Linked DNA regions of Homo sapiens: region 1 is linked to region 2. A link is an interaction called in ENCODE POLR2A ChIA-PET data of the cell type or tissue named here. Cell type or tissue: endothelial cell of umbilical vein. All regions are shown on one strand. Links, peaks and the distances in the headings refer to the core of each region. The heading gives the core; the rest is flanking DNA.

Region 1 (3,012 bases), core at 250-2,749, 320 kb after region 2:
AGAATCACCTAGGAAGCTTTTAAACTCCCACTGCCCAGGTCACACTCCATAGATTAAAATATCTGGACATGGGACGAGTCATCAGTATTTTTCTAAAGCTCTCCCAGTGCTTCCAATGAGCAGCAAAGTTTGAGAATTTCTGGCCTATCCCCTTTCAGAGCTGAATGGTCAGCCCAAAGCTTGTCAGGGCCTCTCTGGCAGGCTGTCATTCAGAGTGGTGCAAGTGAGGAGGAGATTTTAGCCAAGCATGGTGGCTCATGCCTGTAATGCCAGCACTTTGGGAGGCCAGTGCAGGAGGATCACTTGAATCCAAGAGCTCAAGGCCAGCCTGGGCAACATAGTCAGATGTGGTCTCTACAAAAAATAAAAATGAAAATTAGCCGGGCACGGTGGTGCACACCTGTAGTCCCAGCTACTCAGGAAGCTAAAGTGGAAGGATCGTCTGAACCCGGGAGGTGGAGATTGCAGTGAGCCGAGATCACACCACTGCACTCCAGCATAGGCAACACAGCAAGACTCTGTCTCAAAAAAAAAAAAAAAAAAAAAAACAGGAGGAGAAACAAAACTCCTCCCACTAGCAGGGGCCTCCACCTACCACCACTGCTTTTATTTTATTTATTTATTTTTTTGAGACGGAGTCTCACTCTGTGGCCAGGCTGAAGTGCAGTGCCGCAATCTCGGTTCACTACAACCTCCACATCCCAGGTTCAAGCGATTCTCCTGCCTCAGCTTCCCGAGTAGCTGGGACTACAGGCACGTGCCACCACACCCAGCTACTTTTTGTATTTTTAGTAGAGACGAGGTTTCACCATGTTGGCCAGGATGGTCTCCATCTCTTGACCTTGTGATCCGACCGCCTCGGCCTCCCAAAGTGCTGGGATTACAGTCGTGAGCCACCGTACCTGGCCCCCACCACTGCTATTGAAGAGGAGATTAGCTGAGTACTCGAGTCAGACAGATGTGCAGTCAGATCTGGCTCATCTTACTATCTTCTTACTTGGCCTTGAGCAAGTCAAACCAGCCCCAGAAGTCTTAACAATAAATTGGGAAACAGAAAGCCTGCTACTGTGTGGTTTGAGGATTCAGTAGTACCTAGATAGCCCTCATTAATAACTATGGTTGCCGTCACCCATTCCCCTTCCCAGGAAGTGAATTTTTCAGCTGCCAGAACTGTGAGGCTGTGGCAGGGTGCTCATCGGGGCTGGACTCCTTGGTTCCTGGGGACGAAGACAAACCCTATAAGTGTCAGCTGTGCCGGTCTTCGTTCCGCTACAAGGGCAACCTTGCCAGTCATCGTACAGTGCACACAGGTAGGGGAAGAGAGGGCCCTGGCCTTCAAGCCCACAGCTGTCCTAGGGCAAAGTCCCTGATCTCCCATGTTCTCTGCCTCCAGGGGAAAAGCCTTACCACTGCTCAATCTGCGGAGCCCGTTTTAACCGGCCAGCAAACCTGAAAACGCACAGCCGCATCCATTCGGGAGAGAAGCCGTATAAGTGTGAGACGTGCGGCTCGCGCTTTGTACAGGTACGGAGCCAGCCTCCAAGTGGCTTCCAAGGCAAACCTGCAAGAGGTGGGGTGGGCCAATAGGGAGGGTTCTGTTCCTCCCAGAGGCAGGACTTGAAGTCTCCTCCCTCCCAGGTGGCACATCTGCGGGCGCACGTGCTGATCCACACCGGGGAGAAGCCCTACCCTTGCCCTACCTGCGGAACCCGCTTCCGCCACCTGCAGACCCTCAAGAGCCACGTTCGCATCCACACCGGAGAGAAGCCTTACCACGTGGGTACCCAACCTGGCCTGCCCACTGCCTTAGAATTACCTCTCCTTTGCCTAGGGGTGGGCTCTGAGAGGTGCGGGCCTGGCTGTCCCTAGATCTCTTAGAAATGAGCGGTGGCCGGAAGAGTCCAAGCAAATAAGGGGTGGAGGCTGGGAGTCAGGATGGGCAGGTATAGAAGTGATGCTCCTGGGCTGAGCACTGTTTTCTCAGAGAGGAGCTGAGAAGTGGGAAAACCTTTGCTAAATAAGGCGGGGCCTATCCCCTCAGCCACCCCTGAGGATTTGGGAGGATGTGAGAGTCAAAGAGCTGATCTTCCGCTGGATAGTTCCCACCTGGGAGAGCTGGACGGCCGCCCGGCTCAACACCTAAAAGGTGATTGTGGATGGGGCAGGGCCTGACTTGGCTGTCCTCCCACAGTGCGACCCCTGTGGCCTGCATTTCCGGCACAAGAGTCAACTGCGGCTGCATCTGCGCCAGAAACACGGAGCTGCTACCAACACCAAAGTGCACTACCACATTCTCGGGGGGCCCTAGCTGAGCGCAGGCCCAGGCCCCACTTGCTTCCTGCGGGTGGGAAAGCTGCAGGCCCAGGCCTTGCTTCCCTATCAGGCTTGGGCATAGGGGTGTGCCAGGCCACTTTGGTATCAGAAATTGCCACCCTCTTAATTTCTCACTGGGGAGAGCAGGGGTGGCAGATCCTGGCTAGATCTGCCTCTGTTTTGCTGGTCAAAACCTCTTCCCCACAAGCCAGATTGTTTCTGAGGAGAGAGCTAGCTAGGGGCTGGGAAAGGGGAGAGATTGGAGTCCTGGTCTCCCTAAGGGAATAGCCCTCCACCTGTGGCCCCCATTGCATTCAGTTTATCTGTAAATATAATTTATTGAGGCCTTTGGGTGGCACCGGGGCCTTCATTCGATTGCATTTCCCACTCCCCTCTTCCACAAGTGTGATTAAAAGTGACCAGAAACACAGAAGGTGAGATCACAGCTCTGCTGGCAGAGATTACTAGCCCTTGGCTCTCTCGTTTGGCTTGGGTATTTTATATTATTTCTGTCATAACTTTTATCTTTAGAATTGTTCTTTCTCCTGTTTGTTTGCTTGTTAGTTTGTTTAAAATGGAAAAAGGGGTTCTCTGTGTTCTGCCCCTGTAATTCTAGGTCTGGAACCTTTATTTGTTCTAGGGCAGCTCTGGGAACATGCGGGATTGTGGAATTGGGTCAGGAACCCTCTCTGGTATTCT
Region 2 (2,726 bases), core at 1-2,500:
TCGCGCCACTGCACTCCAGCCTGGGCGACAGAGCGAGACTTGTCTCAAAAAGAAAAAAAAGAAAAATACACCTTTTATACACATGCATGTAATTTGGCTGACATCTTTGGGGATCTGCAGAGACCTCAGCAATCTCGCTCTGTGGGTTTCTGCAAAGAACGGTCCCCCCACTTAGCAAAGGAAATCTCAAAAGCTTCCCAGAGCGGAGGCTGGAGGAGGGTCACTTCCACCACAGGCCCCGCCTCCCATCCCCGGGGCTCTGCTAGCCCCAGGGGCGCCCCCTTTAGCTCAAGAGTGTCAAAGCAGGCGCAGAGCTTTCCCCACTCAGCCCAGACGGGCTGCTCTTCCCAAAGAAAGTTACTGGAGAACTGTAAGGATATCATTACAGAAAACACTCCCGAAATTAAAACAAACGGGTTGTTGAACCTCACGTTTCTGCCCAGCCAGGCTCCAGACCTGTCCTTTCCACCTCCCAGCTCCTGCGCCCACTGCCCTCCCCACCCCTGTCCAGGCTCCTGTCTGCAAAGGATGGCATCACCTTATTTTTGTGCCTGCCCACTGCAATTAGTACATACCTCAATTAGTACATTTATGTACCAGACATGCCTGGAAGCCCCAGGCATCTTGCCACCCTCAACAGACCATGACTACCCCGCGGCAGGGCCCAGGTTTCTCTCCCTCTTGGGGTCCTCATGGCCTGCATCCCTTTGTGGCCAAGGCTAGAAAGTTCCAAACCATCCCATGGTTCACCTGATACCTCACAAGGGGACTATAACGAAGCAGTGAAGCAGTGAATGACCCAACCCCAGCCCTTCATACCATCTGTAGACCTCGGATGCCATGGGGCCATCACCATTAGCCACCAAAAGCAGTGAGCAAAGGGAGTGCTGGGGAGTCTTTTAGAGGTGTCTATTTTCTACAAGTTTCAACCAAGGACCCAGCGTCTGGAAGTACATTGTCATCTGCCATGACTTTAGCTCAGAGTTCAATCCACACTCCCTCTCTGAGCCAGAGTCCCTGACCCCAGGGGAGGTGGTGGGTCTTGCATCATAGCAGAAAGCAGACTGGGACGTTAGCTCCCCTGACATCAGCTCCCTATCCTCTCTAAGGCTTCTGTGTGGGCACAGGGGTGCCAGGACACAGAGGCTAGATGGGGCCACATCTTTCCACCCCTGCCAGGCTCCCAGGCCAGGTCTGGCTGCCCCGAGGCTTTCCAGGACTCTGCAGAGGAGCAGAGAGAGGTGGGCAGGTCCCTCCAGCCCCGGTACCCACTTCGTTGTCCCCAGAAGGTGCGACCAAGGACTCACTCGTTCATCTGGCCCAGGAGCACCACGTTGGGTCCCGTCCCGGTCAGGGTGGCGGTGCCCCCGATGCTGGCCGCGTAGCAGATGCACAGGGTCATGGCCTTACACAACCTCTTCCGCTCTTGGTCTTCCTGCTGCCCCAGAGTGGGGCCTTCAAAAATCACTTGACTCCCTGTGGTGGGCACAGCGCTGTTAGCTGAGCCAGTCATGGGGGCTGCCCACCCAGCCCCAGGTCCTGACTCTGCTGCTGACCTGAGGATTGGGAAATCCCAGCTCTGCTGATTTAGCTGCCCCACTGGGCTCCATAAGAGTTGCTGGCAGGGATGTGCCCGATTCCTCTCTGTAAGCCCCAGGACCTTGCCCAGGGTCTGGCAATCAGGCCGTCAGCCACAGACCCTGACTCTACTGCACTGGGCTGGGGATGGTAAGGGAACACGGCAGACGGCAAGGTAGATGCTGACTCGTCTTCCCTGAGCTTCGCACCTAGCAGGGAAGCAAGCATGGGACGCCAAGCCCCAGACCTATGGGAGCAGAGAGTGGAAGGATTTGAGCTGCTCGAGGAGGTCAGAAAAGGCCTCCTTGAGGATGAGCAGGAGTAGCAAGGAGTGAGGGGCATCCCTAAGTGCTCGAAAGATGCCCAAATGAATAATCAGGTGAACACACTGATTTCTGCAACTGATGGGAACTGAGGGTGAGACTTTGTTCAAAGCTCTATTAAAGGATCTAAGTTGTGTGCAATAATCCCCTCCTAAAACTTAGGACAACAGTATTTTCTATTTTTTTTTCTCTATGCGTGTTTAAAGGAGGGCTCCGGGAAGCAGACAGGGAGAAGGAGGTGGCCAAAGCATTTGCCAGCAGAGGGAGGGGAAGGCTGCTGTTGTGGCCTGGCAGTGCCCTGGCCAGGGGCTCACCTGGCAGCTCCTTGGCCTTGCCCTTGTCCACCAGCTCCAGGCCGGCCTCGGTGGCTGCGCTTGTGGCTTCCATCTGCTGCAATATGGCCTCCACGATGGGCACCATCATGGCCGTGGTTGCCGTGTTACTGATCCACATGGACAGGAGGGCTGTGACGCCCATGAAGCCCAGCATCAGCCTGCAGAGGAGGGGCAGGGAGGAAAGCCAGAGAATCCCCACCCCACCCCCGTACTCCCTGGGAAGCAACTGGGGACTGGGTCCACCCCTGCAGGGATGCACAGGTGTTGAGGCCAATTCAAGATCAGATATTGGAATAGGGATGACGGTTTTAGAGCCTCCCCTCCCTCCCTCCTTCCCTTCTTTGCTTCCTCCATTCCTCTCTCCCTCCTGCCTCTCCCACACCCATGACTGATGTCTACTCTGCTTGCTTCTGGGGTTACCAAGAGGCCTCAGATCCAGTCGTGGTTCTAAGGAGCACCCCTGCCCCACCATCTAGCAGGGGAAGCCCAG

What was found. Peaks named below come from ENCODE experiments on the same cell type or tissue, not always from the same donor. Only the 100,000 strongest peaks of a DNase experiment are listed, where the experiment ranks them.
Region 1: POLR2A ChIA-PET joins it to region 2 with 5 read pairs; 2 of 35 experiments call an interaction of 5 or more read pairs at or near these places.

The regions. Positions count from the first base shown.
Region 1 is chr17:7,025,312-7,028,323 of GRCh38, forward strand. BCL6B (BCL6B transcription repressor) reads left to right here. Exons shown (of 9, transcript NM_181844.4): 6 at 1,146-1,310; 7 at 1,394-1,524; 8 at 1,639-1,776; 9 at 2,192-3,012. The coding sequence ends at 2,308. Among named protein-coding and RNA genes, the nearest start is that of BCL6B, 3.8 kb to the left of the region's middle. In endothelial cell of umbilical vein, for the core only: no CTCF peak of the experiment used is centred there; no DNase peak of the experiment used is centred there; H3K4me3 peaks cover 1,449 bases; H3K27ac peaks cover 1,569 bases.
Region 2 is chr17:6,701,663-6,704,388 of GRCh38, forward strand. It overlaps SLC13A5 (solute carrier family 13 member 5), which reads right to left. Exons shown (of 12, transcript NM_177550.5): 4 at 2,216-2,394; 5 at 1,308-1,476. Among named protein-coding and RNA genes, the nearest start is that of SLC13A5, 10 kb to the right of the region's middle. RefSeq lists enhancers at 1-199, 1,348-2,058. In endothelial cell of umbilical vein, for the core only: a CTCF peak has its summit at 315; no DNase peak of the experiment used is centred there.